Linked DNA regions of Homo sapiens: region 1 is linked to region 2. Evidence: chromatin loops called from intact Hi-C (ENCODE). Cell type or tissue: heart right ventricle. All regions are shown on one strand. Links, peaks and the distances in the headings refer to the core of each region. The heading gives the core; the rest is flanking DNA. Region 1 has its middle 65 kb from the start of GLI2. Region 2 has its middle 38 kb from the start of LINC01101.

Region 1 (8,325 bases), core at 168-8,167, 170 kb before region 2:
GCCTTGTCCTTCCAGAGCACCGGCTCTGGGGCCTGTGCAGGTGGTGCCCATCTCTGAGTCTCAGGGTTCTCATCTGTGCAGTGGGGACATCAGTGGTGTCTGCAGGACAGGCTGTAGGAGGGTGAAGTTGAAAGCAGGTCTGAGCTGCCAGAGGCCCTGGGTCTGGCCCGCCACACACCTGGGGAGTCAGGGACTGCCTGTCCCCCCAGCAGCTGCCCTCCATGCCCATGTGCTGGCCAGAGAACCCTGGTCAGGGGCTGAGACAGTGGTGTGCTGGTGGTCACTAATACTGACCGTCATTAAACGTTTAGGAATGCTGACAGCCATTGTTACAAATTAAATTCTACAAACTGATGATTAAATAAATTGTATTAAAAACAAAGGTAGTGAATATTCCACTCCCTGTCCTTCCTGGTTGCCTTTCTGCATCGTCTGTGCTCTTACAGCGACGTCTGCTGCTGGGTCTGTGGTGAAAATGCTGTATGAGGCTGTGCTACTGCTCTGCCTGCAGTGACGTCTGGGGACAGCTGCAAATGGGCACATGTGGAAGCCAGAGGACTGACTGTCAACCTGTCACCGGAGTGGGCCTGGATTCCACGGCCAGGGGAGGGGCCGCCAGCCTGGGATGCATACAGTCCTCACAGCTCTGGGAGCTGGCTTTCAGGGACTCCTCCTGCAGGGTTCTGTGGGTGCTGCTCTATGCTCTCTCTCCTTCTGCTGAGGCATAGGGCTTCTCTACTCGCCCTGGGCCAGAGGAGCCAGGCAGCTGGGCAGCGGAAGGCTCGGGTGCCCTGGACAGGCGTCTGCCTAGCACTGGCTGGCCCGGCCCAGCCAGACGCCTGCTGGCTCATCCGCACAGCCACCCTGTGGGTGAGGGCTTGGTCTGTTCGAGGGATGGGGGACCGAGGTTCTGGGAGGGGCTTGCCAAGTCCTGGCAGTCAGCAAATGGCAGGCAAGGACCTGAGCCCCTCCACTGGATGTGAGGTCAGTGCTGCCCCAAGCACCTGGGGCTGCCTTCAGTGACAGGAGCAGCGTGGTGATGTGGGGAGAGGTTCAGCTGGAGGCAGCCACACCACGCAGGACGCTAGGGCATGGTCCAGGAGCCCTGCACTGGCTGACATGCACTCCTGAAGTTCTGCCTTTAGAGACTGATCCCTCGCAACACCCATCTGCCCTCTCCTTGAGTCCTCCTCCCACGCGCGCGTCCCCAAGAAGATAAGCATCAGGGCACCAACGTGCTACTCAAGGTCCTGGGGGCAGCAGCATCAAGGGAAAGGAGACCAGCAGGCAGAGCATGGCTGTGGGTGACCTGAAACAGCCACCACTCTCTCCCCCTGGAACCCCGAGGGCCAAGGGAGCAGGAGGGCCTGGCCCTGAGCAGCCTCCCTTCTGCAGAGAAAGGCAGGCATGGGTGGGCAACACTGGGGCCAGACAGATGGGGGTGGGCTGGTCTTGGGGGCTCAACTTGGAGGGCAGGGCACTGCCTGACAACGTGGGCATCATGCAGAGGGCCGTGCGAGGGCAGCTCGTGGAAAGCGCCCAGAGTGGAGCGCTGGCCCTGGAGAGCAAGGGATGCTCACGCACGCTGCAACCCGGATGAACCTCAAGGACATCGTGCTGAGTGAAATAAGCCAGACACAAAAGGCATGGCCTGCATGATTCCACTCACATGAGGCACCTGGAGTAGTCAAATGCACAGCCGGGAAGTAGAATGGCAGTTGCCAGGGGTTGCAGGGAGGGGAGTTAGTGTTTAATGGGCACAGGGTTTTAGTTTTGCAAGATGAAGGGTTTTGTGGATGGGTGGTGGTGATGGTTGCTCAACAGTGCTAATGTGCTTAATGCCTCTGAACGGTGCACTTAAAAATGGTTAATGGCTGGGCGAGGTGGCTCACGCCTATAATCACGCTTTTACCAGGCCCAGGTGGGAGGCTGTCTTGAGGCCAGGAGTTTGAGACCAGCCTGGGCAACATAGTGAGACCTCATCTCTACAAAAAAAAATTTAAGAATTAGCTGGGCGTGGTGGCACACTGGTAGTCCCAGCTACTCAGGAGGCTGAGGTGGCATGGGAGTGGGAGGGGTGGTGGGGTGCTGGGGGGTGGGGAGGTAGTGCAGTGCAGCAGAGCAGGGTGTGGGAGGGTAGGGGGATGGAGGTGTGTGTGTGTGTGGAGGGGGGAGAATCGCTTGAGCCCAGGAATTCAAGCTTGCAGTGAGCTGTGATCCAGCCACTTGAATTCTTTTTATTTTTTTTATTATTTTTAAATTATTTTTTAAGACAGAGTTTCGCTCTTGTTCCCCAGGCTGGAGTACAATGGCACGATCTCAGCTCACTGCAACCTCTGCCTCCTGGGTTCAAGCGATTCTCCCGCCTCAGCCTCCCGAATAGCTGGGATTACAGGCATGCGCCACCACGCCTGGCTAATTTTGTATTTTTTAGTAGAGACGCTGTTTCTCCATGTTGGTCAGGCTGGTCTTGAACTCCCGACCTCAGGTGATCCGCCTGCCTCAACCTCCCAAAGTGCTGGGATTACAGGCGTGAACCACCGCGCCCAGCCCAGACTCTTGAATTCTTAAAGCACAGCTTGCCTTAGGGGCTTCATAATGGCCCTAGGGCCCCTGGGGCATCACCCACAGGGTGTGAGGACCCTCCCCTCACCTCCCTCTCTCCCTGCCTCACTTCCTTCTTTCCTCCCTCCCTTCCCTTCTCAACTGAGCCCCCTACTCAGTGCCAAGCCCTGGGCGCCCTGCCTGGAGGAGTGGGCAGAATGATGGGAAGGCAGGCGAGTGTGCTGCAACAGAGGCGAGCCATGGGCTGTGAGGCATTGCAGGCAGACAGCAGAGGCAGGAAGCAGGCCTTCCTTCTGGGAAGCAGGAGGAGCCCGGGGAGAGTTGCTAGCTGTGGCCTTCTCAGCCCAGGCCCTCTAGCAACTTGGGGTTTGAGGGTCAAACTTCTTTCTTTAGGTAGGTGAGGATAGATGTGGAGGCCTCAGAACCCTGAGTTCAAGTCTGATCTCAGCTTCTTGCCTACTGCGGTAGGGCAGTCGCTTCTCAGTGACTCAACTTTCCCAGCCACAAGATGGGTCCAGGAAGAGCCGCTTGGGGAGCAGCGGGGCCGGGAGGATGGGGTGAATGACTGCCTGGCTGTGGGTATCTGCAGCTCCTGCTGGCAATCCTTCTCACCCGCTCGGTCTCCAGCCAGGGGACAGGGACCTGGGGTCCACACCTCAGCCTGAGGTCCAAGGCCATCCTCGGAGGAGGCCCCACATTCGTCCCCCAGGTTGGTGCCCACGCCTGCCCTGGCATGAAGCCACCCTTTCTCAGGAAGTCCAAGTTACTGAAACAGATAAATCAATCTGTCAAGAAGCCTTGGAGAAAGAATCTCTCAACTCGCTCAGCCAAGAAGCTCAAAAGGCGAATTGTTCCCAGAGATGAAGAAGGAAACAACAGACACCTTCTTCCCAGGCTCTGCCTGCGGCTCTCGAGGCCCTGCCCTCCTCCCCCTGCCCCCAGAGAGCACCTGTAGGCTCAGGGCCAGCCCAGGGACAGGCATGGCAGCCCCTCGCTGGCTGCTGGGGTGGCGCCCAATTCCAGAGCCCTGTCTGGGGAAGGAGAGGGCCGAGAGCCACTGTTTGGCTCCTGTCCCAGACCTGACTGGGAGACCTTCTGAAAAACTCAGCCTCCTGATCAACAGAGGGCAGAAGACCTGAGCCACTGGCCTCCCCATGGAAGAGGCACTCAGAGCGGTATGAGGAGTAGTGCTCACCCTGGACAAACTCCCGGAGTCAGTGTGACCGTCGGAGCTGGAGGCTGGGGTGATGGGGGCCAGGGAAACCAAGCAATGGCCCCGAGGTAGTGAGGAGTCTCTGGAGGCCAGATACCCTCAAGATGGAAAAGGAACATCCTTGGAGGATTGGGGTGGCTTCTTCCTGGAGGGAGGAGGGACACATGCCGGGATGACAGCCAGCTCTGCCGCTGACCAGCTGTGTGACCTTGTGAAAGTCACTTGATCTCTCGGCGCATCAATTTCCTCATTGTTGCCTGGGCCTCTTGTGAGATCTTCCTCATGGCTTGCAGTGAGGATTGAATGAGTCGATCTGTGCCCCGTGGCCCGGGACATGGTGAGCATGTGGTAATGGCAGCCGTTTTATCCTGTAGTGTAATAACGGTGTGCAGCTAGACGTCACTCTGGGCACCTTTTCTCACAGAACTGTCACTGCCGTGCTGCAGGATGCGGATGGTTGTCTTCACTCTCCAGATGAGGAAACTGAGGCTCAAGGAAGGGCGGAGCTGCCTGAGGCTTGACAACTCTGCAGTCTGCAGCTGTGAGAGGGGGCTCTTTCTAGCCACACAGCTTTCCCTGGTTCTCGTGCGCTCTGTGAGCAGGAGGACGGGAAGGGCCGCAGCCGCTGAGGGAGCAGGAGGGGTTCGATGCAAGCCCAGCTCCCAGCACGGGAAAGCCAGGTCAAGAAACACACGGCCTCTGCTGTGGGGCTGATCACAGCTTTGTCAAAGAGGAGATGTGGGAGGGGGGAGGTGAAGGGAGCAGGAAGAAATGAATGTCAGAAACATAAATAGCCCTGGAACTGATGGACAGTCTGAGATCTCTGCGCAGACCTGGGCGCCTGCAGGCTGCCACTCAAACCTGAGCAGAAGGGTGAACCCGCCCTCACCCCACTCCCGGTTCCCTACACGCCCCAGGAAAGGGCTGTTGTGAGCGGAAGGCATTCGTCGAAAACTGGGAAGGTTGCCCAAGAAAGGCAGAGCGGGAAGCCCTCCGTGGGCAGCAGAACCGGGTGAGTCAGCCCGTCGGAGGGTCCCCCATGTGGCAGGAAGGGGAGGCACAGGGACTGGGCTCGGCCACCTGGAAACACAGGCGGCAACAGCTGCTCATGCATGAAAGGTGACAGCTAAGTGTCATCAGCCTGGGAGTGCCAGGATAACGTCACCAGGGCGAGGTGGGCCGCGGGGGTGCAACAGAGGCCCCCTAACTTCCCAGGGGAAAAAGCTCACCACTGTCAGGGACATGAAAGGACTGTCAAAGAGCCATGAAACCAGCTACGGGGATTGGGAAACTTCAGACTCACTTCTGTTTGTTTTGTGACAACATGGAAGCCACAGATGTTCTCTCAAGGTAAAAAGAACCACCAGGGACCTCTCTTGGTGTGACCTTCATCACCTCCTCTGTGTCACCTGTCCCCGCCTCCTGCTTCTCCCCCAGCACATTCCAATAGGGCCACACCCATGCCTGGAGTTTGTGGCAGGAATCACAGGAGGGGAGGGGCCGATGGTGGATCTCAGGGTGGGGGCAGCAGGTGCCATGTGTCAGGAATCAAGGCTCAGATGAAAAGTTATATCACGGCAAAGGCATGTGGCTGCTGAGGACCAGAGCCTAAGGACTGGTCAGTTACCAGCTGTCAAAGGCAGGCCAGAGGCCAAGGAAGAGTGACCAAGAGTACCTTGAGCTAGGAGCTGCGAGCAAGAGGAGGGAAGGGAGGGTGCACATTTGGAGGACTACCTCTGAACCAGGTGCCATGCCTGAGGTTCCTTTCCATGGTTCCATTAGTAGTTCCTCCTCCTGATCTTGGGAGATGAACATTATTATCTTGATCTTGCAGGTGAAGAAACTGAGTCTCAGAGAATCTCAGTAACTCACTAAAAGTCCCACAGCTTCTAAGTGACAGGGTCTGTGTGACAACACAGTGAGAAGTCGGGCTACAGCAGGGACTGGCCAAGGGTAGGTAGTCATGGGAGGATGGTCTGTGTCTTGAGAACAGACTCAAATGATGGGCTTCTCTCTGGAAAGGAGGGGCATGCCTGAGGTCAAGAATTAGGAAGTCATTTTATCAGAGAAATATGGAATCCATCATTTCTAGACCAGGGATTCCCAAAGAGGTACTGATGAGAACTAATTATGGCCAGTAAATAACAAAGCACTATTTTAGAGAGTGCATGACCCATTTTGGAGCTCACTACTCTAGAAAATGGTACACGCTGGAAATCAGAGAAAGGTTTCCAAATAAATCTGTGATAGGAGATACCAGAGAGACCATGAAATGTCCATGGCATGGAGAGATTCTGAATGGGAGGCACAAGGAGGCTGATCAAGGCTTGGCAGGCTGGGCTGCCCAATAGGAAGAGACAGGCTTTCAGGAAGAGGTGGGTTCCCTTTTGAAAAGGACAGCAAGTTTTTCTGCTTGACAGTATCCATCTCCCTCATCTGGTGTAAGCACTTCTTCTTCCTTAGGGACTATCCCTCCTCAACTCTCAGACTGCGTGGCTCTATAAGATTGACCCTGCCCCCTGGCTCCAAAGAAGCAACATGACTCAGGCATGGCCAGGGAGAGTGACCATGTTGAGTTTAAGGAAATCTAGTCAGAAAGAATTAGCCCCAGGGCTGTAGTGGGAACCTCTAGGAAAGGAACTTTCTGGGCCAGGTTTGCTCATCGATGGAGCTGTTGGGGAGCAGTCATCTTGGTGTATGTGCAGGCAGGTATGTAAGGGGACAGGGTGTAGGGGGGGACCTCATGAATCAAATAAAACTTCCCTAGCATCTGTTGTTCTTTCCTCTTCCAATGGCCCATTTGGTGATCCCACTCCTCCATACCAAGCAGACTGATGGGGCTCCACCACAGGTAAGGCCAACTAGCATATCTCATTCCCATGACTACAGTCATTGGTGCAGAGATGGGCATGTGATCTAAACTACACTAAACAGAGTTGATCTCAGGATGTTTAAAGGAACTATTAGAAAGAAGATTCTCAGCCCGGTGCGGTGGCTCATGCCTGTAATCCCAGCACTTTGGGAGGCCGAGGGGGGCGGATCACAAGGTCAGGAGATCGAGACCATCCTGACTAACAGAGTGAAACCCCATTTTTACTAAAAATGCAAAAAAAAAAAAAAATTAGCCGGGCATGGTGGCGGATGCCTGTAGTCCCAGCTACTCAGGAGGCTGAGGCAGGAGAATGGTGTGAACCCGAGAGGTGGAGCTTGCAGTGAGCCGAGATCGTGCCACTGCACTCCAGACTGGGCGACAGAGCGAGGCTCCATCTCAAAAAAAAAAAAAAAAGAAAAAAAGGAAAAAAAAAGAAAGAAGATTCTCTTGCTGGCCATATTTGAACCTGGGAGGATGGCGGAATCTCTGCTTCTGCAGCTGTTTTGTCACCATGAGGAGTCATCTATCTGAGAACAGAGCCAGCACAGAAGAAGTGGATCCAGGAGGTCGAGAAACAGAGAAATTAGGCCCTGGGTTTTGGTCCTGAATCAAATGGACTAACTGTAACTACAACTCTGGACTTTTCGGTCATTAAGACAATTAATTCACCTTTTCTTAGGTCTGTTTATGTGGGCTTTTCTGTTCCTTACAATTAAAACAATCTTGAATAGAGTCAACAAAAAGAGGACTCTTATTCCAAGAACTAGAAATGATTGAACAATCTAGAATTTAACAATGAAAAAGAGAAATCATAAAATAAATATGATTAAAACATTAAAAAGATAAACTAAGAAAAGAATCATAAAAGACAAACGTGAACAATAATCAGATTTCAAGAAACAAACAAAAAAAATAACATTAACAACTCAATAGATCAGTTAAAGAGATGGTTTAGTATAGCCGAAGACAGAAGTGGGGAGTTGGTTGGTAGATTTGAAAAAAACTGCAAAACACAAAGTTAAGGAAAATGTGGCAGTGATGTGAAGAGACTGGTGGACAGAGTGAGATGGTTCAGATGCATATTCTCTCCAGAATGAGGGAGTAGGGGAAAAAGGTCAAATAAGCACATCAAGTTCCAAGCAGGTGAAATATAAACAACACATAGACACGTCATTATAAAACTGCAAACACAGCAGACAGAGCGAATGAAGAGACAGACCGATGAAAAAGGAATGATAATTAAGCTGACAGCAGACCTCTCAGCAGCAACAACTGATGCCAGGAGACAATGGGATAAGATCATCACAGAACTAAAGATTTGACTGAAAAGCACTGATGTCCACTAAACAATCATTCAAGAATGAGGATGAAATAGACAGTTTTGAAACAAAGATTGAATGGATTTATACTCATAACCTCTCACTGGAGAATTAGAAAAGGATTTTCTTCAGTAAGAAGAAAGCTGAATCCAGAAAGAAGGAATATGATGAAGGTGGCAAAGTAAGCAAAGAAATGAGTCAGCATGTTGGTAAGTCTAAGTAAGCATTTATTGTTTTAAAAAATACCAATTTATGGGGACAGTTAAAAGTCAGGTGAAAGTGAAATGCTATGTGGGAATAACATGAAAAATGTTAAATGATTGATTAAAGTTGAATAATTGTAAAGCCCATTTATC
Region 2 (8,325 bases), core at 70-8,069:
AGCAGAGGAAATCGAGGCTCAGAGAGATTAAGTGGCTTGCCCGGGGTCACACAGTTGGCAGAGACAGAACTGGGGTCTGAGCCAGGCCCTGCAGGACTCCAAGGCCCATGCTCCCGCCCCCACCAACATCTGCTCTCCTTTGAGCCCTTTGAGGCATGGCATCAGCTGAGTTACTAAAGGCCAATAAAGAATGCCCTGGGTGACCCTTTCCCCTCAGCATTGGCATTTAACCAGAGTCTTCGGAGCTTCCCCCAAAGTGGGCTTGGCTGTGGGATTTTTGACACCAGGATTGTCGAATGTTAACAAGATTTCTGTTTTGGTATCTGTATACACAGCAGACTTGCCAGCGTTAACCTTTCTTCCCAGCCTTCTCCACTATAGCTTGACTTACTTGTCTTTTTCAATTGAGCCTTTTAAGGACTGTGGCTTGGGGACAAGAGCCAGGAATAAAATGTTGATTAAAATCTCCAAGGCCAGCCTGTAATCCCAGCACTTTGGGAGGCCAAGGTGTGTGGATCACCTGAGGTCAGAAGTTCGAGACCAGCCTGGCCAACATGGCAAAACCCCAACTCTACTAAAAATACAAAAATTAGCTGGGCGTGGTGGTGCGTGCCTGTAATCCCAGCTACTCAGGAGGCTGAGGCATGAGAATAGCTTGAACCTGGGAGGTAGAGGCTGCAGTGAGCCGAGATCATGCTGCTGCACTCCAGCCTGGGCAACAGAGCAAGACTCTGTCTCAAAAACAAAACAAACAAACAAAAATCTCCAAGGCCTTAAGAGGTCAGTTTTCCTCCAGTTGATCAATAGAGTCAACACAAACCCAACCAGTTTTAGCAAGGTTTTTAAAAGCTAGAAATTGGCATGGTAGTTCTAAAATTTTTATGAAAACCCAAGGGCATTGGAAGAGCTAAAACAAGTTCAAAAAGGAACAAAATTAAAGGATTCATATTCCCTGACTTCCAGGCTCATTATAAAGAGACAATAATCAAGATAGTGTGAGATTGGCAGATGGATAGACACATAGACTAATGGGAAAGAACAGATAGTTCGGAAATAGTAGGACGCACGTATGGTCAATTGATTTTCCACAAAGATAGAGGCAATTCGATGAAGGTCATTTTTTCAACAAATGGTGTTTGGACAATTGGAGGTCCAAAGAAATAAATCTGGACCGCTATTCAAACCTTGTCCAAAAATTAACTCAAATGGATCATAGACCTAAATATAAAACCTAAACCCACAAAACATCTAGAGGAAAGCATAAGAGAAAATCTTTGTGACCAGGGGTTATGCAAAGATCTCTTACTATGACACATAAGCACACCCATAAAAGAAAAACATGATAAATTGGATTTCACCAAAATGAAGAACCTTTGCTTTTTGGAAAGCCCTGTGACACCCATGGCAGCAATGGGAACCTGACACAATGACAGGATGAAGCTGGTCGAGAGAAGCAGTGAAGGCTGGAACCATGGCAGGCAGTACACAGTGGGCTGGGACTGCCTTTCCAGGCAAGGCACAAGCGAAGCCACCTTCAGTAATGTCACTCAATCTGTCTGAGCCTCAGCTCTGTTATCTGTAAAACGGGGGAAGAAGCCGCATCTGAAAAAGTTGTCTTAAGGAATAAATGACATATGAAAATATGATTCTCAATAGCTGCACGTTCCCTTCTTTTTTCCTCCCTTGAAAAAGGTTGCAGAGGAGGAGGAACACATAAAAGCACTAAAGAAGTTTCTAGGGAGTAAATTACCCAAACAGCAAACCAAAAACCTGAGCCTTTCATCTAGCTCTCAGCTGCTGAACGTCCTCCCAGGAGAAGCCGTTTCTGCCTGAAGGTCCAAACTCTGACGGCTAAAGGAGACACGGGTGATCCAGCACCTCTCTGGGCTTGTTGCTGCTTCTAGAAGCCAAGATTGAGAGAGGTGGAAAGAAGTAGTAGAAGGAGGAACAGAGGCGCAAGGAGTTGTGGAAGAAAATAGGAAGAAGGGGGCAGCAACCAGACCCACCTACGGCAGGAGGACACGGGGATGATCATTAGAGAGTGGGAGATGGCTGAGAGAAACTCCAGCACAGCAGCTTGAAGGCGAGACGTTTAGTCTCAAGCATCAATACCAACTCGTTAGTTGTGGCTGCCTCCAGTGAAGTGTCAAGGGTCATGACATTGAACCAGACGCAGCAGGAAAGAGCAATGCCTGCCAAGGGTGGGGAATGGAGCGGTGGCGCATGTCCCATACATATGTGGGACCACCATAGGGACCCTGCCACAGTAAGGGGTTTATTCATCTCTGTTGCAAGCAGCCCTCCTGCCTCTCTGTTATGATGTCTTTAAGACAGTTTAAGTATTGATGTGAAGATGATGTGTGGGTGAATAGATATAGTTCAGTTATCTTTAAGTCAGGAAATTGTGTATTTAGAAAGTATTTGGTGCAAAAAAGATGCAAGAAAAACTGCTGGCCTTCTAGGGTACATCATCCATTATATGTAAATGTCAATCACAGGGAGCCTGCTGCCCTGGGAGCCTGCGGGAAGGCTGAGGGGTGGTGGTGCAGCTCAAGGACTGAAGCAGTCAGGGGTATCAGGGAAGGGCCCTAGGCATAGGCGTCTAGCAGGCTTTGACAGAGGCCAGGGGCACGGATCAATAAAGCTGGGGTGGGGACTGGGGGCAATATGGCTGGATACCTCATAGTTACACAGTATATTTAAAGCGTGGGGGTCTCTCAAATTGTTCCCTACAACCTAGCAATCATGTACTAAGCTTTTCTGTGTTGCAGGTTTCCAGCCAGACAGTAGGAATAAACAGAGACCTAACCAAGGCTGGGGCTCCCTGTCCTAGAGTAGCTCCCAAAAGTAGGTCCTGTGGACAGGGGCATCCCACCTGGTCAGCCCACCCTGGTACTGCATCCTGGCTGCCGTGGACCTCATTCGTTTAGAGCCTATAAAAGCACCTGGAATCCCAGTGTATCCTCCTCCTGCTAATGCCCCTCATGGCTCCCCATCACTATTTTGCTATTAGAACAAAATCCAAGTGCTCACTATGGCCGGCAAGGCCTGAAGAATCCAGCCCCTGACTCTTTCTCCACTTCTTTTCCCACCTTGAATTTTGGCTCCAATCACACTGGGCTTTTCCCAGTTCCTCCAACATTTCAGTGTCTTTCTCACCCTAGGGACGTCCCCGCCCTCCCTAGTCAGCTGGACACCTGCAGCTCCTCCTTCCTGTCTCAGCTTCATCGCGGCTTCTCCAGGGAGCTGCCTGTGGCCCCTGGGTGAGGTGAGCTCCTCCACCTTAATGCACAGCTTCCCCACAGCACATAGCGCAATTGTCATGAGATATGTCGGTATGTAATTATCAGGTGTCTCATGTCCACCTTCTCTGCCACATCGAAGTCTCCGTGAAAGTGGGGACCTGGCTTGTGTCCTTCATAGCGACAGCTGCAACAGTTGCAGAGCCTGGCAGACAGAAGGTCCAAATATGTGTGGAGTGAATGAATGAATGATAGACCCTCCATCAGGGCTCTATGTGGAGGCTGTCTGGGCCTCCACTCAGGTGAGAACTGGAGAGCGCAGGTGTGGCTTGGGCAAGCCTGACTGTGGAGGATGCAGAGTTGCCGCCAGACACGGAGCCTGGCATATTCGTGTCCGCTTCTTCTTGTGCAGGTGGGCATGGTGGAGCTGCAGCCCCCAGGCTCCATGCAGGTCCAGGTTCCCCTCCTCCTTGTCCTCCTGGTCATTCCTCAGCTTCTTTGTCCCCCTCCTATTCCCACATGGAAGCGCCCTCTGTGCCCTGCAGTCTTGACTGCTGTGTGCAGAGTCTGATTATTCTCATTTCTCTTTGTTGAGTTTTGACCAACCATTTTCTTTTGGTCTTGTTTTGGGATTTTTTATTTTGAAAATAATTTCAACTTTCATTTTAGATTTGGGGGGTTCACGTGCAGGTTTGTTACCTGGGTACATCGTGTGATTTTCTTACAGAGCCTTGCTTCTCTAACATGCTCAGCAAAATGCCCATTGCTGAGCCCTGTGGTGGCCTTGCCGTCTGCTCGCCAGACCGACTGACCCCTTTCCACACAGCCCTTGAGTCAACAGGTAGCTTAAGGTGGGGAACAGAGGAGCAAGTCTTTGTGTGGGACAGTGGAATGAGGGTTCTGGAGTCTGCAGACCGACTACTCCTCAAGGCTGATCACTTAACAGGAACTCATCAGAAAGGAGTTCACAGTCAGCAGCCCACCTCACAGGGTGGCTGCAAGGCCTAAAGGGAATGACTAGCAGGCCCAGCACAGGGCCTGGCGCAGGGCTGGCATTCAATAAACGGTGGGCCCTCCCTTTCCTTTGAATGCCCTGATGAGGTAGGCAGGGCAGGGGATACGTTCGCAGCATACAGGCCCTGCAACACAAGGCCTGAGTCACACATGCACGGCCTCCCAGCCAAGGGAAGTGACAAAGTCTTCTGACTCCCAGCCGTGGGTTCCTTTCAGGACAGCACACCCCTTGTGGATAGGGATAAAGTAGGGGGCAGGAGCTGCCAAAGGTGCTGAGGGTGCAATAGGCGGGCAGGGCCTCTCCAGGGCAGCAGAGTTGCAGGGACACCGTGTCACAGCGTTGCTGGAGAGAAGCACCCTTGTCAAGAGGCCAGGGGCATCTATGTCATCACGAGATTGGGCCCTGGGTGTAAACAGCGCTGCTTTCCTGGACTTTCCCCACCTGGGCATGAGGCCACAGCCACTCGCCCTATCGGGGGTCAGTGCAGATCAGCATCCTCTGCACCCTTGGGCACCACGATGGGCACATCAAGTCATGGCACGTTTGCCTTATTTGCCAATCTGTTGACTGTGCCCCCACTGGCCCTCAAGTCCTATTCATTGAGCGGTAAACATGTTACCTAGCAACCGAGTGTCAATATCAACAAAGGCTCAGATGAAGTTGTTAATCTGGGCAAGACTGACAGCGGGGCCAACGCGCTCCGAGCGCCGCTCCTCCGCTTATTGTCTGACACTTAGACTTGCCCACGAGGATATCGATGCTCAAAAGACCCCACATCTCCCTCCACTATAAAAATTAAATGAAGTGTGCATCGCAGGCAGGGAAAAGGCACCGGCATTGGCCCGCCTGGTGATCTTGCTTGTCTTTTTTCTCTTCTCCCCCAAGTGCCATAGCCCGTGGGGTGGAGTGCTTCCCCTGAATGCGGCAACCGCTGCTAATTTCTGGGAACAATGGGGGACACTCCAGGGCTGGTCCCCAGCACCCGAGGAGACACGCCTGTCATTTGTCCTGTGTGTGGGGCCCCAGGTGGGGTGACAAGGGCGCAGCTGATTCTGGGACCCAGCCTTGTGCCAGGCTGAGGCCGAGGATCTGCACTGTGGAATGAGGGTGACCACGTGGCAGGCCATGGATGGGTGGGGGCAGGGGGTGCAGCCTCAGCAAAGGCCGGGGTGATGTTCCCTGGGGCTCATATTGCAGTGGAGACAGGCAATCAATGAATAAGAAGTGGCCCCATCATGAAATGCTGTGCAGACTTCCAGGTCGAGGGGACAGCCAACACGAAGTCCTCAGGATGGGTGGAATATGTCTGGTATCTTCAGGAGTGTCTGGGTTGGAGAAAGAGATGAGATGAGGAGGATGTGGGGCTAGATGGCACATGGCCTGCAGGGCCACGGCAGGGACTTCAGATGAGTTGGTCCTTAGGAGAGAGGCAAGCCAGCGGAGGGGTTCCATCCAGGAGGAACTTGGTCTGATTTCCACAAGGCTCAGTGCATGGAGATGAGAATGCCTGGCCTGGGTCAGGGCAGAGAGGCCAGGAAGGAGGCTCCAGCAGAGGCCAGGCAAGAGGAGCTGGATGGGGCAGTGACATCACACCCCTAGGAGCTGGTGGAACAGTAGAGTGCACCTAGCAGGAGACCTAGCCTGGGTGGGGCTGGGGACAGGAGGCTTTGGTTGGGGGCCCAGGGCTGAGCACTAGGGCTAGGCCTCAGGTCCTCACCTCTGTGTCCTTGGAAGAGCATGTCCCCACTCAGGGCTTTGGTTCCTCGTCTGCTATTGGGACTACTCTTTGACCTGTCTACGTTGCAGGCATGCAAGGAGGTCAGACAGCACCATCAGCTGGGAAAAGTATGGGTTTGGTGTTGGACCAAGCCGGGTTCTAAGCCTGACTGCGCTGGTTAGCAGCTGTGTGACCTTGGGTGAGCTATGTAACCTCTTTGGGCCTCAACTTTTCTTTCTTTAAAATGGGCTAATGGCACTTACCTCATGGTGCTTGGTCGGTCTTTGATGTTTTGTCCAGCACATGTTTTTTCAGCATCAGCCACTATGCTAGGCATAGAGATGAGTGAGACCCCCCATTTTTCCTCTTGAGGGGAAGAAGACTGGCTCATCAAGAACGATTACAAGCCTGGACAGCATAACAGGATTCCATCTCTATGAAAAATTTAAAAATGAAAAAAATAGCCAGGCATGGTGGTGCATGCCTACAGTCCTAACTCCTTAGGAGGCTGAAGCAGGAGGATCGCTTGAGCACAGATGGAGGCGGCAGTGAGCTACAATCATGACGCTGCACTCCAGCCTAAGAAACAGAGCAAGACGCTGTCTCAAAAAACAAACAAACAAACAAACAAAAGAACAGTTACAGTCTAGGGAGTCATCCCCTAGGAAGCCCCCAGCACCTCTGCTCCTGCCTGGCGGGGAGCAGGTGGTGGCAGCAGAAGTGAGGGGTCTTGGAGGGAGGTGTTAGAGTAGGGCAGAAGGAGTAGGGGTTAGTGTTCAGAGGGCTGGGTTCTGGGAGGTCCCTACCCACCACCCTGATTTGCTGTGTGACCCTGGGCAGGTCCTTCTTCCTCTGAGTCTTGCTGTCCATCCCTGGGAAGCCGCAATATTGAATGGGATACTGTTTACAGTTCCTTCCAGCCCTGGACCCTGCAAAGAGAAGGTCCCTCCCTCCGCTGTGGGCCTGGGGCCAGAGATGGGCAGGCCTCAGCTCAGGCTCACGGGAGGCCTTGTTTCGGCTGCCTTAGTACCGGCCACGTTTCAAGGCGACCTTCCAGAGCATCTCCTACCAATCAGGGGTTCCCTCAGCAAGGCAGATTCCAGGAGTTTCAGGGGGTCCCAGGGGTGACACTGACTGCCTGATGGAGTGTTATGCCTTCACAGTTTCTTAACTCCGTTTTTTGTTTTGTTCTGTTTTGTTTTGTTTTTATTTTTTGAGACAGAGTCTCACTCTATTGCACAGGCTGGAGTGCAGTGGCGCGATCTCGGCTCACTGCAACCTCCACCTCCCAAGTTCAAGCAATTCTCCTGCCTCAGCCTCCCAAGTAGCTGGGACTACAGGCACGTGCCACCACGCCTGGCTAATTTTTTTGTATTTTTAGTAGAGACGGGGTTTCACCATGTTAGCCAGGATGGTCTCGATCTCCTGACCTCATGATCCACCTGTGTCGGCCTCCCAAAGTGCTGGGATTACAGGCTTGAGCCGCCGCACCCGGCCTCTTAACTCCATTTTTAAGAGTCTTGTTAACTCTTCAGATCCATGAAGGAAAAAGTGGGGCCTGAATGCTTTCAGCCCCTCTTGAATTCTTGCTAATCTCCATCTGAAACAAGGGGAGTACAGTGTCTTGAGAAGGCAAGAATGTCTAAGCAGAATCTAACAGCATTACCTTACTTTCATTGTGCGTAGGGGCATGTTACCGTCTACTATGACCAGTGCAATTAATACAACACGGATGAAAAGTTCCTTTTAAAATATATTCATTTAATAAACAAAGTACGCCAATTTTGAGGGGGAAAAATATTGCATTGAACTGTATGAAATTGCCAATATTCAACCACTGCTGACCTACAGAAATGGCAATTTTGTGTAGCTCAGGCTAATGTAAAGTAATGATGGCAACAATAGCAGATAGCTTTATTGAGAGCTTACTATGGTCAAGCATTTGCTTTTCAAGGAATATCTCATTTAATCCCAGAGTAAATGGAGCATTTGGAAAGCACTACAATCAATACATACAAAATCCACCGTAGCTTTGTGATCTTGGGCAAATACCTTCCCCTCTTTGGGCACAGGCTTCTCCAGAACCTGGGGCTTCCCTTGTCTGTTGCTCCACAGCCTACAATCCATCCCTTGGGCATATTTACTAAGCAGCTAATACACAAAGCACTGACTGGCAATGGCCGTGGCTGAGGACCAGGGATGAGGGACAGAACCATGGCAAGACATTGTCCCAGCCTCCAGGGAGAAAAGCAAGAAGGCATGTGCATGTGACGATGGGCCCAGTAGCCAGAAAGTCCCCACTGTCCAGCCCACAGGGGAAAGACATCAGCATGGCACAGTGGCCACAGGCT

What was found. Hi-C counts contacts between places; a loop is a spot of excess contacts. Peaks named below come from ENCODE experiments on the same cell type or tissue, not always from the same donor. Only the 100,000 strongest peaks of a DNase experiment are listed, where the experiment ranks them.
Region 1: it touches region 2 in a loop (5-fold over the local background); 15 of 110 quality-filtered maps call a loop at or near these places.

What each region holds. Positions count from the first base shown.
Region 1 is chr2:120,666,207-120,674,531 of GRCh38, reverse strand. No RefSeq gene overlaps it. Among named protein-coding and RNA genes, the nearest start is that of GLI2, 65 kb to the left of the region's middle. RefSeq lists a silencer at 4,625-4,919 and enhancers at 4,686-5,187, 4,338-5,537. In heart right ventricle, for the core only: a CTCF peak has its summit at 4,820; no DNase peak of the experiment used is centred there; H3K27me3 peaks cover 3,426 bases.
Region 2 is chr2:120,500,435-120,508,759 of GRCh38, reverse strand. No RefSeq gene overlaps it. Among named protein-coding and RNA genes, the nearest start is that of LINC01101, 38 kb to the right of the region's middle. RefSeq lists an enhancer at 4,438-4,939. In heart right ventricle, for the core only: a CTCF peak has its summit at 4,563; a DNase peak (open chromatin) is centred at 4,639; H3K27ac peaks cover 584 bases.